2 separate regions of the Homo sapiens genome follow, and region 1 is linked to region 2. Evidence: chromatin loops called from intact Hi-C (ENCODE). Cell type or tissue: psoas muscle. All regions are shown on one strand. Each heading gives the region's core, and the rest is flanking DNA. Links, peaks and the distances in the headings are about the cores only. Region 1 overlaps LOC105375053 (a long non-coding RNA gene). Region 2 has its middle 41 kb from the start of LINC00951.

Evidence for each region. A loop is a pair of places that touch in the nucleus more often than their neighbours do. Peaks named below come from ENCODE experiments on the same cell type or tissue, not always from the same donor. Only the 100,000 strongest peaks of a DNase experiment are listed, where the experiment ranks them.
Region 1: it touches region 2 in a loop (1.8-fold over the local background); 2 of 110 quality-filtered maps call a loop at or near these places.

Annotation. Positions count from the first base shown.
Region 1 is chr6:40,800,539-40,809,687 of GRCh38, forward strand. The region is part of intron 1 of LOC105375053 (a long non-coding RNA gene); the gene reads right to left. Among named protein-coding and RNA genes, the nearest start is that of LRFN2, 220 kb to the left of the region's middle. RefSeq lists an enhancer at 3,644-3,843. In psoas muscle, for the core only: a CTCF peak has its summit at 4,656 (motif pointing left); DNase peaks (open chromatin) are centred at 2,103 and 7,065; H3K27ac peaks cover 800 bases.
Region 2 is chr6:40,310,725-40,319,873 of GRCh38, forward strand. No RefSeq gene overlaps it. Among named protein-coding and RNA genes, the nearest start is that of LINC00951, 41 kb to the right of the region's middle. In psoas muscle, for the core only: no CTCF peak of the experiment used is centred there; a DNase peak (open chromatin) is centred at 4,557; H3K27ac peaks cover 1,080 bases.

The sequences.
Region 1 (9,149 bases), core at 566-8,565, 490 kb after region 2:
ATTCACGACTCCCATCAGTCCCCAACAAGAGCCATTCATTCCCAACAGTGGCCATGCAGGCTCCAACAGCCAGGAAGAGCCTGCAGGCAAAGAGGTGCAGGTGCTACAAAGAAGCATTGGGTCCATGTATATGTGCTTAAAGAATAAGGGCTGATGGGATGGCAGGTGAGCCTCAGATGTGTCTGCTATAGACTCTGCAGGGCAAGAAAGGATGAGCATTTGGGGACGGTGGATTAGCATGTACAAAGACCCAGAGGAGATCTGGAAGGGGGCAAGGGCAGGAAATGAAAGAAGGGGGATGTCCTGGGGAATAATGCAGAGAGATTTTGACTGGGAAGGACTAAATCATTAGGAATGATGACAGACCCCAAACTACAGAACATCTCCAAGTCCAGCTTATTTCCTAAGCTATTCAAGTCTAGGTACTATAGCCAGACTCTGGAGCCCTGGATTCCTAATTTTTTAGGGCCTGAAGTTCCCTGAGAAATGCAAACACTAATAACTAGAGAGAGAAAGTGATTTGCCCAAACCCACACAGCTGGTTAATAGCCATGCCAGGATTAGAACCCATGACTGTAACTCCCTAAGGTATTAGTGGCCTGGTCTGCAACTCTTCTTGGAGAAATCTATCTCAGGACATAGCCTTCCGGTTGAGGGCATGATCCCTACAGGCAACTCCACACACTTGAGCAAAGGGGGTTGGCATTCCCAAGGTCTAGAAAACGCCTGTGCCTACAGAAATAAAGGAAGAGCCCTATTCCTAGGAGTGACTCTAGGGGCCCCTCACAGAGACGGGGCTTTTCCATCAATAGGCATTAGACATTTGTGCCTGGGTGGGGACATGATAATTTTTAGCAGACGTGCAAAGTGGAACTGCCATGCCGGACTAATTCTGGAGGGGACCAGCCCCCTCACTGAGTGCTGGCAGGTGTTTGGAGCCACTTCCCACCCCATGTAGTCCTGACTTCCTAAGGTGACCGAAAGAGCATTCATTCATTCATTCATTCATTCACTAACAAAACTTTGCTGAGTGCCTTGTCTGTGCCTAGCAGAAAGTGATGGGAGTGGGCAATGGTGTCTTGGATGGCCAAGGAAGGCCTCTCTGATTAAGGTAGTATCTGCCCAGAGACTGAGGCAATGAGGAGAAGCCCTGAGGATGTCTGGAAGAATAGCAGTCTACAGAGAGGGAATAACAAGACTAAGGAATGGAAGGGCGTGTGCTTGGTGTGTCTGAGGAGCAGCAAGCAGGAAGTGGCAATGGCCTAAGTGAAGAGAGGGTGGCAGGAGGGAGACTGGGAGGGAGCAAAAGGGGAGTTGGGACAGAAGAGAGCCCTTGATGGCTGCCTACACCAAGACCCTCTGGAAGGTCTCCCTTCCCGGAGGAGTGAATCACAGAAGGTCATCATTTCAGTGTCTGGTGCCATGACGGGGCCTCTGGATAGACTGATCCCAGAGTGGGAGAATCATCATGGTGCTGACTGAAGTCCCTCCCAGTGACCCTTCCTGCCCTGCCCACCCCACTGCCCCTGGGGCCAGCTGGGCTGTGGACCCTTCTGTACTTGGAACATGGAAGGAGACAAATGCTTAGGGATGCAATGCAGTTGGCTTCCACCCTTTCCAAAAGCCTACAGCATTCATGAGGCCTGAAGGAAAGGAAGCGGCGGGCGTCGCTGGAAGCTCAGAGACACACAGGTCATAACAGAAAGGGAAACGTGGCTGCAGTTCTAGCTTGGTTTATGTCCTTCCGGTCTTTTTCCCAGGCATATTAAACCCATCAGGGAATAGATGGCTCACTGGGGGAGGAAAGTGAGGAGAGTTTGAAGAAGGAGTTTACAAGGTGTGGGGCAGGGTTTAAGGAAACCAGCAAGGTAGGGTGCAACACCTGGGGCTAGCCTCAGTGGGTGCAGTTAACACCCCCGACAGGAAGGGGTGAGGGGAGGGAGGGAGCAGTTGCCAGGACCTCGAAGGCCTAAAGGTCTTGTGGGAGCGCTGCCTGGGGAGAAGAGTCACCTCAGTAGGGAGATGTAGCAGCTTGGCAGGGAGGGCACGAATGCTGGCCTCACTCTCCTTTTCTCCCATTGGCTGGGCCATCAGGAAGCCAGAGGGCAGGAAGTAGGTTGATGCAGTCCACACAGGCAAGCCTCCAAGGGCAGAGAGTGGGTGGAGAGGGGGGAGCGTGGATCTGAGAGAGCCAAGGGAAGGGATCCAGCACCCATAATAGAGCGAGTGAGAGAGTGAGTGACTGACAGAGAGAGAGAGATCTCTGTCTATATACATACATATATATATATATATATATAGTAGAACAGTGCAAATGCTATTTCATGGCCTAATTTCCTTTGAAACAAATGCTAGACTGATGAAGAGAGAATTCCCACCTCTGAGGAGGACCCCATTATCCAGCCCACCCTGCACACAGGGCCGCTCCTTCAGGGAGCTTCTTTGGCTCATTACGATAACAAGTCTCAGCCTTCTTATTTAGCCAGGCATCCTGATGCCTCTCCTTCTTCTGCCTCCTAATGAGAAACTAGTGTGGCCCTGCAAAGGGAATGCAGAGAGAGGCAGTGGTCATGCAGGGGTTGCCATGGAAAGCAAACTGTTCACAGGAACAGGCATCATTCTGGGGAACAAGGGGCATTTCAGCCCAGTGCTCTCAAATCCAAGTGTGCACACAAGTTCCCTTAAAGTCAACTTCAAGTCTGGTTTAGGTTTAGGAGGTCTGGTTGGGCGGGGGCAGTGGGGGGAGGGGGCTGGGCATCCCTAAGAAGCTCCTGGATGAGGCCCATGTGGCAGCCTCTGCCTGCACTTGGAGTATGAGTTTCTAGAGAAGCTTTGAGACCTATGTGCTCAAGCCCAAGGGGAGGGGAAGTTGGGGTCATTACAGGCAACTGACTAAAGGAGGTACAGCTTATCTTTCTCCCCAAACCTGTCAATGGGCCTGAAATTTTACCATTAGAGTCACCTCTTTCGAGTTTACTTGGTAATTAAATTCAGCTTCTCTTTTTGGAGGGTAAATCATACTCAGCCCATCATGACTTGGCTCTACCCTGTTCGTCTATTGAGATTAATCCCTCAACAAAGGCAAAGCACTGAAGAAAAGGGACACAGGGCTGGGATGTTCTAATGAGATGGGTGGGGCACACCAAGCACAGACCTGACTGTATTTCCCAGTGACCAGGTCTGGGACAGCCACAACAGAGGTTGTGAGGGCTGAAACTCAGATTCACCCACCCATTATGTTCCCTAGAGACAGGTCCACAGGCATCTCTGGAGGCCCTAGTCCCACAAGCCCCATCTTCCTAATATTAGAGGGTCTTCCTTTTGAATAACTCTGAGCCTAGAGTGTTTGCCTTCTTTAAAGCTTGGCCTTTTCTACCTTTAAGAATGAAGGGAGAAGACCCACAATTTTTTACCTTTGCCCACCAGAATATAAGAGGTCAGTATGCACATCTGACTTGGTCTCCTCTGGACTTCCAGCATCTAGAGCAGAGCCTCACACAAAGTAGGCACCCAGGAATGTTCACTGAATGAGGAAAGACTTCCCTGCCAAGAGCTTTCTTCATCAGCTGGCTGCTGGTCTTGGAGGGGAAAGTAAACAATGATGGGTGATTGACTGGATTAACTGAACCCTAGGACTTGAGAATTAGAGGAGAAGGAACTTCTGCTTCTAAATATTTAAGACACTTGATCAGGGAACTCAAACAACTTATTTTAAGAATCAGGAAACTGAAACCCAGAAAGGAGAAGAGGTTTCCCCAAGATCACACAGCACATTTCTAGGGTTAGGCCCCAGCACTCTGACTCCCAGTTCAGGGCTTTGTCTACTTCACCATTCAGGTGTCCATTCATTCATTCATTCATTCAACAGCTGCCTATTGAGCAACTGCTTTTCCCAGGAACTGTTCTAGTTGCTAAGAATCCAGAATAAACAAGAAGGCAAAGTCCCTGCCTTTATGGAGCTTACATTCCAGGGGAGGAGACAGAAATAAGCACATAAATCAGCAAATAAATTCAGAAAGGGATAGCAGCTATAAAAGAAAGAAAACAGGCCAATGAGCTAAGATGTGTGTGCAGTGGGTGGACACCCAAAGTAAAGGTGGTTTTCTGAACCTTGAAGCTGAGAATTATGCACAGAGGGATGAACAGATACAGCCCCTGCCTCGGGTGCCTAATTCCTTACTCCCCACATTCTGCTCTGTGTCTTCCCAAAGTTCTCCCTCCTGTCCCTTCCTCACCCTGCTCTGAAATCATCAGTCAGGCTACTGTTTTCTCGATCATGCTCCAACCACCTCTGATTGTCTCCCAGCCTCCAGCCTCACAGCCAGAGGGGGAGCTCAGATACCAAGGTGCCTCCATGGTCATACCTCCTTCAGTGCCAGAACTGGAAAAGACTAATATTCTGCTGTAAGTCCAAATACCCTAGATTACAAAGGAGGAGCCTGAGGCCCAGAGAGGGCAAGTGACTTGCCCAAGGTCACACAGTAAGTAGTTGGCAGAATTTCCACTTTCTCGCTTCCCCGTGCATTTCCTCCTTTACTCCCAGCCAGCCCTCTAGGAATCCTCAAGGGTCTTCAGGGATGTTCAGCAGACCCTCATCTTGGGCTGCTTCCCCTGGCCCCCAAGGAAACCCAATGTGCAGTGTGCGGCCTCTCTGCCATCTTGTGGCTGCTCCTAAGAATGTCGCCTGCCTGGCCAGTTTGGAAAAAGTGCCACAGAATTCTCACTGGGATCTGAACTCTCCTCCCTGTACCCATAACTTTTGGCAAAAGAGCTTCACCCACACAAATGCTCACCTCCAAGAAAGAAGCTAGGGCAAGGGGTCAGGCCTGCCCCTCCCCAGCTCTGGACAGACCACAGCAGAGTCACTTCTCCCTTCTGCCTCAGTTCCCTCCTCTATAAAAGGAGGGGGATAATTTCTTCCCACCCACTGCTGGAACGGTTGTAAGGCAGGAACAGGTCATAGATGTGAAAGTGGTCTGAGAGGGGAAAAGTGCTGTGTCACTCTTGTCATCCCGCTCTTTCATGTAGCAGGTGCCCTAACCCACCCCAAAGAGCCTGGATTAGGTGGGCATGAGATGCGGACTTCCCTGACCTGTCATCTGCACACGCAGAAGGCTCATCTGCAGGATGCAAGGCCTCTGCTGCCTGCAATGGGATTAACTCTTTCCATGGCCACCTGTCTGATCTCTGTCAGGATGTCTGTCTGCAGTCAGGGGAAGGGACGGTATCTGGGTAATTTTGCATCACCCAGTGCCAGGTTCATGAGGTAGCAAATGTTTCCAGGTGTGCAGGTGCTGTCAGTGCTCTGCCCAGATCTTCTGACTTGACCCCATCCGTGTATCCTCTCCTGAGTACTTTTTCTGTCCACTTGAGCCCACTTTGCCATCTGTTTGCAGGCCAGAGGTGTCTGGGGATAAATGCCCTGTTCCCTACCCCAGCTCTGACATGCTGGCTCCCAGAGCTCCCCTGTGGGACTAAGCCCCCACGCCCAAAGGGATGGCTGACTTGATGAGGCTCCCTTATTGAGGCTTCCAGGTATTGTCCCACTTACCCGCTCTCCTCCTGGGGTTTCCTTCACCTCCCAATAAACTATGTGCACTCATACCCTCCTCTTAGAGTGGACACCAGTATATCCCCCAAGCCCTCATGCCTCACCATGCACCTGGCCCTCCCTACACTTGTTCCTGGCCAGCCCTCCCTACCACCATCAGGAGGGACCAGGGGAAGAGAAATTTCCCCAAAGGGCTGGAATCCATGCCTTCCCATGGCTCTGTTTGTATTCCAGCTGCTGCTCCCATCTCTTGTCACGTCGTTTAGATCAATGGATTATCAAATTTTTAGTGAACATTTCCTGTGTTTCAACCCCTATGTTAGATGCTAAGAATATAGTTGTAAGATTACTCAAGGACAAATGTACTGTCCTTGAAAGGCAAATACGAAATAAGCATACACACAAATGGAAGTTAGCAGTCTGAGTCATGGCAGAGGCCATGAAGGAAAAGAGGTTGCTGCGGGAGAGGAGTGGCGAGGGACATATCACAGGGGAAGAGGCCAGAGTAGGCCGCCCTGAGGAAGAGCTATTCAGGGTGATTGCTGCAGAGACAGAAGGAGCCAGCCAAGCAAATACTGGGTGGAAATGCTCCAGGCAGAAGGACCAGGCTGCACAGAGGGCCTGGGGTGGGAAACAGGGAGAAGGCAGAGTGGTGAATCATGACACAGAAGAGGAGAGCCTCTCAGAGAGCTGCTGGCAGAGCGGGTAGGGCAGAGCCACACAGGGCTGTGGAAGCCTTCTCAGGGCATCTGCATTGCACTCTAAGTTCAGTGAGAAGCCCAGGACAGTGTCAAAATATGATTGTTTAGGCTGGGTGCAGTGGCTCACGCCTATAATCCCAGCACTTTGGGAGATCAATGCAGGAAGACCACTTGAGCCCAGGGGTTCAAGACCAGCCTTGTCAACATAGGGAGACCCCTTCTCTACAAAAACTTTTTAAAAATTAGCCGAGTGTAGTGGTATGCATCAGTAGTCCTAGCTACTCCGAAGGCTGAGACAGGAGGATCCCTTGAGCCTGGGAGGTCGAGGCTGCAGTGAACTATGATTATGCCACTGCACTCCAGCATGGGCGATAGAGCGAGACTCTGTTACAAAGAATAATAACAAAAGAAAAAAAAGAATATCGTTGTTTGAAAAGATCTGTCCGGCTGCCAGGTGAAGCCTAGACTGGAGGAAACCAAGTAGATGCAAGGAGGCCTGTTCAGAGACCATTGCAATTGTTCAGAGGAGAAAAAGCAGTAACTGAGACTAGAATGGAAATGCATGGTGATGAAGATAATTTCACCAATACATCAACAGACCCATAGAAGCATCAGGAGTTGGGAATTAAAGTATTTTTATAAGCAAAACCTAAGGGTAACTGTGATGGTTAATACTGAGTGTCAACTTCTTGACTGGATTGAAGGATGTGAAGTGTCCCTCGGTGTGTCTGTGAGGGTGTTGCCAAAGGAGATTATTAACATTTGAGTCAGTGGACTGGGAGAGGCTGACTCACTCTCAGTCTGGATGGGCACCATCTAACCAGCTGCCAGCATAAAAGCAGGAATAGAAAGCACCAACTTGCTAAGTCTTCTGGCCTCCATCTTTCTCCCGTGCTGGATACTTCCTGCTCGCGAACACTGGACTCAAAGTTCATCAGCTTTTGGACTCTTGGACCTACACCAGTGGTTTGCCAGGGGCTCTCAGGCCTTTGGTCACAGACTGAAGGCTGCACTCTCAGTTCCCTACTTTTGAGGTTTGGGGACTCGGACTGGCTTCCCTGCTCTTCAGTTTGCAGATGGCCTATTGTAGGACTTCACCTTGTGATCGTGTGAGTCAATATTCCTTAATAAACTCCCCTTCATATATACATCTATCCTATTAGTCCTGTCCCTGTAGAGAACCCTGACTAATACAGATTTTGGTACTGGGAGTGGGGCATTACCTAAGGATAGCAGTTAGAAGAAAAATATAAACCTTTCTAGATACCAAAAGATATACCTAACTCCTCACATCCCTGCAAAGGAGAGAACAAACAAAATGTAGTCACATGGAATATTCTCTTTCTTTCTCTACGCTCAGGTACACACACACCTATTTACAGAAAATACAAAGGACACAGGAACTTGCTAAACTATCCCACAGGGAGGAAATCAGCAAAATTCAGACTCTGTAAAGCTCTTCAGGGCAAATGATCCAAATTATTCATTAAGAAATTGGATGGACATTAAAAGACATAGAGGAACAAATAACAAAGATTTAAGACACATCAGCCAATCACCATATATGAATCTTATTTGAATCCTGATTCACATTTTACAAAAATATGTTTTTCTCAAGCCAATCATGAAAATATCAACACTGACCTTATATTTCTTTATTTTAAGAAATTACTTAAAATATTAGAAGCGATAATGGTAAGGTGGTTATGTTTTTCTAAAGTTGTATATATGTTTTCAAATTGAGTATATATCTTTTACAGAAATATACTGACATATTTATGGGCAAAATTATACAATGTGTTGGGTTTGTTTCAAAATAACCTGGAGTGGAGAAGTGGATAAGGTAATAGATTACCCAAGATTCACCACATGTTGATAATTGTTGAAGCTGGTGATAAATACTTTGATATAAAGTATTTTTTCTCTACTCTTACAGATATTTGAAAAAATCTATAGGAAAAATGTTGAAGGACCAAGAGAAGTGAGAAGATAGAGAAATGTCTTGGAGACAGAAATGATCTAATATACTATGGCATGGGATGATGGGGGACCATGAGGGAACTAGAAGTATCAGAGCAGCAGCCAGATCTCTGGCTTACCCAACTCATCACACGGTGGTTGTACTAACCAGCTCGAAGACCTGTGAAGTCTCCAGAACTGAAAGAAAGACTTGGCAGGATGGATTTCTAATGGGGGCTCTCTTTCTGCCTGGCAGGTGGCTGCCTTCCCACTACATCCTCAAATGATAGAAAGAGAAAGAACTCTGGTCTCTCTTCCCCCTACCTTTTTTTTTTCTTTTTTTAAGATGGAGTTTCACTCTGTTGCCAGGCTGCAGTGCAGTGGTGTAATCTCAGCTCACTGCAACCTCTGCCTCCCGGGTTCAAGCGATTCTCCTGCCTCAGCCTCCCGAGTAGCTGGAACTACAGGCACACGCCACCACACCCAGCTAATTTTTTGTATTTTTAGTAGAGACGGGGTTTCACTGTGTTAGCCAGGATGGTCTTGACTGCCTGACCTTGTGATCCTTCTGCCTCGGCCTCCCAAAGTGCTGGGATTACAGGTGTGAGCCACCGTGCCCGGCCTCTCTTCCTCTTTTTATAAGAACACCAGTCCAATAGGATTAGGATCTCATCTTTATGACCTCATTTCATCTTACTTACCTCCTAAAGATCCTGTCTCCACAAGCGTCACATTAGGGGTTAGGATTTCAACATTTACATTTCGAGGGAACATAACTTAGTCCACAGCAAGGATGTCATTTACTGAGATGGAAAAGACGGGGAAAGAACACTGGAAAAAGATAAGTCTACCCTCGTCACAAAGTGAGGATATTAGATTTTCAAATCAACAAAGCTGACCAAAGGTAGGGGGACCCATTACCACAATGAAGGTTTTGA
Region 2 (9,149 bases), core at 822-8,821:
CAGTGGATCAAGATTTGTTTCAATCCTCCTGGTCAGGAGTCAAGATCAGCGGATCAAGATCGATTTCAATCCTTCTGGTCAGGAATCAAGATCAGTGCATCAAGATTGGTTTCAATCCTTCTGGTCAGGAATGCCAGGGGTGTAAGTGGGTGAAAGTCAGGCCACTCCTGCGTGTATCTTATTTGATCTCCGCAACAGCTCCATGAAGAAGGAATCCTTATCCTCACTTTCCAGATGGGGAAGCTGAGGCTCAGGAAACTAAAGTAATTTTTCTATGTTGCCCGTAAATATTTGAAGCTAGTGGAGTGTGACTATTCACCGGGTGCTCTTGAATGATGGCGAGAGGGAAAAGGATTAAGACAGTTCACCGGGAACCAGGAGACATGGTAGTAGACATGGGATCTACATGAAAGGAGTTCAGGGAGGAGGATGTGACTGTGTCCAGTCTCAGGGAGTCACCCCAGCCCTGACACACGATGACTGCCACCATAACTTCCACGCTCCTCGGTCCAAGTTCTCAGGATGCTCCTGCAGTTTTAATTAAACGCTGTGTATGGTGGCTCATTAAGGAGAAAACAGTTGTTCTGTATCTAAGTAGCCTCAGGTCTCTTCACCACTTTTACTGCTCAAACAACATCGCAGATAATTTTATAGTGTTTGGACTTGGTATTGCCTCTAAGCCTGGCAGGACCTCCAGGCCAGAGCTGTGTGGCAAATCACTCTGCTCCAAGGACACCGCCCTCATTTCAACAAGGATTCCTGGTCAGGCCCTACCTCCTTTCTCTCTTCAGACCCCCTCCCACCCCAGGGAGGGGCTCCGCCTGCCCTAATGTTGGTGCCAGGATCCATGATGATGGGAGGTAGGCAGGCTTTGGAGGGGTTAGACTGTGTGTACCAGTTCCCACGACTGGAAGGTTGTCTCGCTTCTGAGCTCTGATACACCATTTGGCAACTTGGTCCCTTATTAGGTTATTTCATAGGAAAGGATTAGGAGCCTATTAACAATATTAGTTTACCCTCCCACAGCCCTTGCCACAAGCCAGGCATTGTTCTGAGCTCTTTACCTATAGTAACTTGCCAAATTCTTACAATAACTCTATAGGATAGGTATGGTTGTTATCGCATTTAATAGATGGGGTAACTGAGGCAAAGAGAGTTTTAAGTTTCTTGCCCAAGATTATAAACTATTAATTGGTGAAGCCAGGATTCAAACACAGGCTCTCTGGCCCTGAGTCTCTGGTCTTGACCACTGTGTTATACCATCTGCTAAAAACCCGACTTTCAGCCTTGGCCTTGCTCTTCGTCAGCTCCCCTGAGTAGGGACTGTAATTCTGCCACTGATTCCCAGCTCAGGGATGACAGCTTGATTGACTACTTATCTAGGTCTCCAACCATCACTTGATCCTGGATTGGCATCACCTTTAGCAAATTGTGTTTTCCAAAGATGGTACAGCAAGATCTTTAGAACGTTCACACTCCCTCTCTGAATCTGGACAGATCTTTGTGACTGCCTTTCCCAGAAAATGTAGCCAGAGTGACAAAATGTAGCTTCTGACGCTAATACAAGTGTCATGCACTCCTGCCTTTCTCTTTGGGAACTTGGCCGCTATGTTGTGAGGAAGCCCAGTTAGCCTTTGGAGAGACCCATGTGGAGATAAACTGAGGGCCCATCAAGTTCCAAGCTGACAGCCAGCAATGACTTGGCAGTCAAGTGAGTCACTTTGAACGTGATCTTCCAGCCCCAAGTTGAGTCACTCAGCTAATGCTATGTAAAGCAGAGGCAAGCTGTCCCCACCAACTCCTGCCCAAACTGCAGATTCCTGAACAAAATAAATGATTATTGTTGTTTTAAGCCCCTATGATTTGGGGTGGCTTCTCACATAGCAGTAGATAAGCAGAACACCAGCTGTGTCTGCTGGTGTGATTCTGGGTCATCTTCTCTGACATACCCTTATTTTATTGCTGGGCTCTATCTGCCAGGCCAGACCTCTCCCAACTTCTCTGTCCCCACAATACCTGCCCCTCGCTGATACAGAAAGAAGAATGGCTGGTGCTTTTCCATCTGCCCATCTCCCTGCATGTCACAAGGCGCTGCTGGCCTGGGCCCAGCTGCCAGCCATCCTCCCAGCAACACTCAGCCTCCAGACTGACTCTGAATTCCAGGGACCAGTTTCCTAGGCAGTGGGGCCAATTCCAAGCTATCTTCCAGCTCACATATTTTTGCTTCACCAAGAAAGCTATTATTTCTCCTTTTCATTGAGTGTATTACATCAATTATTTTTTGTTATAAAACTTATAGTTAGTTCTTTTGCAAATTATCCAGTCCATTTTTATTGTTTTTCATAGATCTGACACACTTTGAGTCCCCTTTTAATTTTAAAACATATAAAACATACTACTTTCATACTACTTTCGGTGTGATGGTTAAATTTATGCATCAACTTGACTGGGTTAAGGGCTGCCCAGATAGCGGGTAAACATTCTTTCTTTCTGTGTCTGTGAGGGTGTTTCCAGAATAGATTAGCCCTTGAATCTATAGACGGAGTAAAGAAGATCTGCCCTCACCATTTTGCAGGGGCATCATTTAATCCATTGAAGGCCCAAAATAGAACAAAAAGGTGGAGGAAAGGCAAACTCCCCCCAGGCTACCCCTGCTTCATGAGCTGAGACATCCATCTTCTGCTCATGGACATTGGAGCTCCTGGTTCTGCTTCTTTAGACTCAAGGACTAACACCCGTCCTCCCCATCCCACCCCATCCTGAGTTCTTCAGCCTTGTAGTAAATTACATTACCTCCTTCCTGGTTCTCCAGCTTGCAGACGTCTTTGTAGGGCTCCTTGGCCTCCACAATCACATCAGTCAATTCTCATAATAAATCTCCTCTTGTATATCTATATATATCCTTTTGGTTTTGTTTCTCTAAATAACCCTAATATGCTGGGTAACAAACTATTACAATGCTTCCTATTTTTTAAACATTTTTTGTTACTCTTACTCATGGTGGCTTGTTTCCCTGTGGGTTTGGGGATTTTAAACTGTGAGCTTGTGCCCTGTCAGCATTTTATCTGTGAAAATTCTTTGAGATCTGCCTTTAGAGTATATTCCTCAGAAAAGATTTGTGTTTGCTTCTGCAAGGCTCCTGGTGACATCATCAAGGCAGAATCACTGGCAAATTTCACATGGGTTTATTAGATTAAATATGAATCTTTAAGGACATGCCACCATGGCCAGCATAGATTTTTTTCCAGTTCCCCTGAAGCCCACTTTTCCTTTCCTTTACTATTGCAAGTATTTTAGGACCCCATCTCTACAAAAAATTTTAAAAAGTAGCTAGCTAAGCATGATGGCATGTGCCTGTAGCCCTAGCTACTTGGGAGGCTGGGGTGGGAGGATCACTTGAGCTCAGGAGTTCTAGGCTGCAGAGAGCTATGATTGTGCCATTGCATTCCAGCCTGGGCAACAGAATTAGACCTTATCGAAAAGAAAAAAGAAAAAAACAAAACGATTTTGTAAGAAGCATTTGCTCTATATTCTACTCTGGTTCCAGTGTTCCAATGTGTAAAAGTTTGCCACATTTTAACCTAAGTTAGTTTTCTTAACTACCTTCTTTTTTATGCGAGGTACCCCAAGCAGCCTTAAAAGAGTGGGCACCTGTGTTCAAAGAGGGAGGTAAATAAATGAAAGGAAACAAAAAAATTTTCATAAAAAAAGAAAAATTGTGCCTGGGTTTGTACCTGTTGGCAAGAAAAATATTCCATATGACTAACAACTAAAGTTCTTTCTAAACCATTTAGTAACTCTCAGTGCTATCTCCATAAGCAAATTACAAGTTTATTTTATCTTTTTTCTTAAAGTAAGTATGTTCCTCAACCTGAAAATGGCTTAACATCTACCTTAAGTTATTGTAGGCCTTAAGAAGCAATTCTCCAAAAATCTGTTTCCTGGAAATAATGAACTCAGCTTTCTCAGTAGTTCAGCATTCTTTTCTACCTGGTTAGTTTGCAAATGTGTGGTTTGACAATCTCTACATTAGAGCTGTTGTATTTGCTATCTATTGTCACAATAATGCTATCTAAGAAACCATCCCAAAACTCAGTGGCTTTAAACCATGAACATTTACACAGTAGGTCAGTGATTTAGGTGAGGCTTAGCTGTATGGTTCTTCTGATCCCAGCCAGGTTTGCTCATATGCCTGGAGCCTGGAGGTGGGCTAGCAATCGGCTGCTGCAAGCTACCCTTGGCCAGCGGGACTGAGAAACTTGGCTCTGCTCCATGTTCTCTCATCCACCAACAGGCTGTACTGGGCATATTCTCATGGCAAGGTCAGTGGTTCAAGAAAGCACCTTTTCAAGCCTCAGTTGTATTTTACCCACAAATATCTCCTTGGCCAAAGCCAGTCACATGGCAAACCCAGAGTCGAGAGATGGAGTATATCACCCCACCAGGTGACATAATGGTGGCAAAGTTACACAGCAAAGGGCATGAGTACCAGGAGAAGCAAATAATTGGAGCCAAGTGATGTAATCCATAACAGCTGGTGTCCGGGCAGCCCTCTCACAGGAGCCATGCCAGGCAGCTGGTCTAATCATCCATTAGGGTGTCCCTTGGTGACCAGAGCAGGAATGAACAGAACCCTCCTTCCTCAATCCTATTTGGGCCTTAGCGTCAGAGTCAATGTGTCTGACTCCCTCTCGCGCTCCTCACCTGCCCTGGATTAAAACTGCTAGTAACACAATTTTATAGTTTTCAGGGACCACCTAGGAAGGCAGCAGTCAAGCAGGGCTGATCTCCCTGCATCCAACACATCCACTTCCAAGCTCAGGCCAGAGTGGCTGCTTAGGTATCTGGGCATGCTACCGAAAATAAAATGTGGCTGGAGTTCAATCACTTGAAAACAGAACACCATTTCTTTCCTGAATTACCTGAGGGCATGTTAATAGATGGCTGTAGAGAATCTTTCAAATCTTCCATTCATCAATACCATGCCAAGGAAGGAAGCATAAATCAGAAAGCAGTTATAAGAAATTGTACACGGATGCAGCAAAGCTCAAGGTCAGTGCCCAGGCCATGCACCTGCCTTCCATACACCCAGAGCCCACAACAGGGCTGGGTGCACACCTGCTGTGTGCCTAATATGTGACCCCTGGCCTCTACTTCATAAGCAGAGAGCTGTTACACCTGTAGCTTGAGAAAGGCGAGGAGAATACCTGCGAGGGCTTTGGTTTAAACCCTCCGTATAGGATATATTTGTCAGAACTGTCATGGGAGCAGCTGACAGAAATCTAACTCAAGGTAGCTTAAATAGAATGAGAGATTTACTGTCTCGTGAAACCAAATAACGATGAAGGCCAGCAAAGAATACCGGGAGCCACAGACACAACTGTCAGAAGCTTTGCCTCTTTCCCTCTCTCTCCTCTACTTCCCAGCTTTTCCCTGTGTGAAGTCTCATCTCACCATTTTTCTCCACATTGTAGGTAGACGGGTCGGAGTTGTTGAGAAACTGATCAATGACCAGTTCTGAACACACATCCGTCTGGAAACTTTCTGGCCAGGCAGAAGAGGGCTCTCTCTTCTGAGCTCATGCTTGAAAATTCTAGGGAAAGGGTCTAATTCGCCAGGCCTGCATCATGTGAGCCATCCTGGGCTGATCACTGTGGCTGGAGTTGGGGTATGGAACAGGGGTGGGGCACCAGTGGTTAGCAGCTCTCATCAGAACCACGTGCATTTAGGAAGATGAGGAATACTGTTCTGGGCAGAATGAACCATGCACGTCCACCACAGAGGGCTGATTGTTCTAGCACAGGGACAGCTTTGAAGGTCCTCACCATGAGGTTCCTCACCTACAGAGCCTCACCAGCTTATGGGTGATGAGCACAGATATAGATTTTAAGCCACCCTTTTCTTGAGGAGAGGCTGGGCTTGGTCAAGTGAAATATGAATGGAGAAGGAAAGTAGACAGGGACTATCGTTTTCTTAAGTGTGCCAGGTACTGTCGAAGGCACTCAACAAGGCTTGTCTCCCCTGTTGATCACCTGAGAGATATTAATCTTTTTTGTTGTTGTTTGACACAGAGTCTCGCTCTGTGACCCAGGTTGGAGTGCAGTGGCACAATCTCAGCTTACTGCAGCCTCAAGCTCCTGGACTCAAGCAATTCTCCCGCCTCAGCCTCCCAAGTAGCTGGAAACTACATGCAAGCACCATCACACCCAGCTAACTTTTGTATTTTTAGTACAGACAGAGTTTTGCCATGTTTGCCAGTCTGGTCTCAAACTCCTAGGTTCAAGTGATCCACCTGACTTGCCCTCCCAAAGTGCTGTTATTACAGGCACAAGCCACCACACACAGCCAAGAGATAGATTCTTAGACCCATTTTACTAGTGAAGAATACTAAGGCTCAGAAAGGGAAAGTGAGTTACCCAAGGTTACACAGTGTTGGAGTGGGCACTTGAAATAAGCCTTCCTGACCACTCCGTATCAGCTCAGCTCTATAGATAATCTAACCACACTGTTAAACCATTTCTGAGCGTCAGCAACTCCACTGCTGTGTATTTACTCTAAAGAAATGATGGCTTATGGCCATGGAAAAACATGCATGAGAATGTTCACACCAACTTTATTCCTAATGGCCCCAGACTGGAAACAAGTCAATATCTATCCACGATAGAATGAATAAATAATTTGTGGCATATTCATACATGGAATACCACACAGCAAGGAAAAAGAACACACTATTTTGGGAGGCAGAGGTGGGTGGATCACCTGAGGTCAGGAGTTCGAGACCATGCCTGGCCAACATGGCAAAACCCTGTCTCTACTAAAAATACAAAAATTAGCTGAGTGTGATGGTGCTTGCATGTAGTTCCAGCTACTCGGGAGGCTGAGATGAGAGAATTGCTTGACTCTGGGAGCTTGAGGCTGCAGTAAGCTGAGACTATGCCACTGCACTCCAACCTGGGTCACAGAGCGAGACCCTGTCTCAAACAATAACAAGTGTGCTGGTGTGTGCCTGTAATCCCAGCTACTCGGGAGGCTGAGGCAGGAGAATTGCTTGAACCTGGGAGACAGAGGTTGCAGTGAGCCAAGGTCATGCCATTGCACTCCAGCCTGGGAGACAAAAGCGAAATTCCATCTCAAAAAAAAAAAAAAAAAAAAAAGAATGGACTATTTTTACCTGCAACAGCATGGATGAATCTCACAGATATTTTGTTGAGTAAAAGAAGCCAGGCACAAAAAAGAACATACTATGTACACTCACTTATATGAAGTTCAAGAAGAGGGAAAGCTAATGTTGGTGACGGGGACCAGACTAGTGGTTATCTCTGGGGTGGGTAGAGACTGGAAAGGAGCATCAGGAAGCCTGGGAGGCTCAAAAACTAGATATCTTGATAGGGGTGGTGATTTTGCAGGTCTCTACACAGATAAGAATTCATCAAGTTGTACATTTATGTTCCGTATACTTTATGTATATCATACCTCAATTAAAAAAATTCATTCACAAGTTTGATAGACAAAAGTTCTAAGCCCTTCAAGTCTATGCTATTCTTTATTAATTAATTTCTGTTTTCCAAAGAGAACCCGAGGATTCCCCTACCTGAGGTTTGAGGTAGAGGCTCCCATTCATTTCTCCGCGTATCTCTGCACGGGTGCTTTAGCTAGACCTTAACTGAGAGACCACTCTGGGGGCTCTCCTCTCCCCTTACTCCACCTCCCAGATTCCAACAAGGGAAATCCCCAGGTTCCAAAGGGACTTCCTCCTTTTCTGAGCTCCACCATCAGGATAAGTTGGGGCTGGGGATGGCCGCTTTCAGCACACCTTCCTCCCGAGCCAGGTGGCTCTTGTGTGGCCAGAAGGAAACAAAGCTCCCAGGGGCACTGAGCTGGGGAGTGGATGCCTGGCACAGCACCATCAGTAGGAACATCTTCATGGAAGGTGATGGAACCAGACACAGGACCCACGTCTACAGTGGCCAAAACACAGTAGGAAAGGGCTCTGTTTTGCACTTGCTTCGCAGGTCGCTAGTTCCTTCCTTATCTACCGAATTACCTTGATCCTGCCCATATCTATCTTCTCACCAGTAAAATGGACCCAGAATACCTAATCACAGAGTTATCTTGAGATAGAATTTCAAAAGGAGACTTTACAGAAGAGCCCATCTAGCTTATACATTGCCTTTGTGTAGATGAGAAAAAAGAAACCCTTCCTCAGGACATTTCATTGCCATCCATTGACTAGTTATCCTAATGTCCTGATTTCTCTAGAATAAGACACATTAGAGCCACCTGCCATAAAATGGCCATATTAAACTTTCAAATCTACAACATCTCTTATGTGACTGGTAACCACTAGGGTTGTGCAGCACACAACCTGAACAACCATACACATGGCCCTGTTTTCAGGATATGATGCACTATGCACAAATAAGGAACCTGCCCTGTTATTGTGGTCAGGAGCCTTAGGTAAATCCCTTTGTTCTTGCAGGGCATTGTCCTTGAGTTGGACTGAATTGTGCTCCCCTTCCAAAATTCATATGCAGAAGCCATAACCCCCATTGTGATGGTATTTGGAGATAGGACCTTAGGGAAATTAGATTTAGATGATGTCATGAGGGTGGGGTCCTCATGATGGGATTAGTGCCCTTATGAGAAGAGGAAAAGACACCAGAACTCTCTCTCTCTCTCTCTACTTTGTGAGCACATAGGAAGAAGACTTCAACTGCAAGCCAGGAAGAGACCCCTTGCTAAACTCTGACCATGTTGACATCCTGATCTCAGATTTCCAACCTCCAGAACAGTGGTAAAATAAATCCCTGGTGTTCAAACCACTCAGTCTATGGTATTTTCTTATGGCAGCTTAAGCCAAGACAGTTCTCATCATCTGTTAATGTAACTTTCCATGAAGAATTTATTGATAATTACTTAAGTTGTTATCTCTCTCAGGGACGTCTGAATTCTACAGTCTATTCATATCCAGGTACCAAAGAGTGAAGTGCTAATGACAGGCCTTGGAACAGCATTATAGTCAGTGGGGAGAGATGGATTCAAGGGAAATGGAGGGTGTTGGCACTCTTTGAAACAGCCTCCATCCTTCAATCACACTGTAGGCAACAGCCTCTTCTGCCCATGCCTGAAGATGGCCACGGATCTGCCCT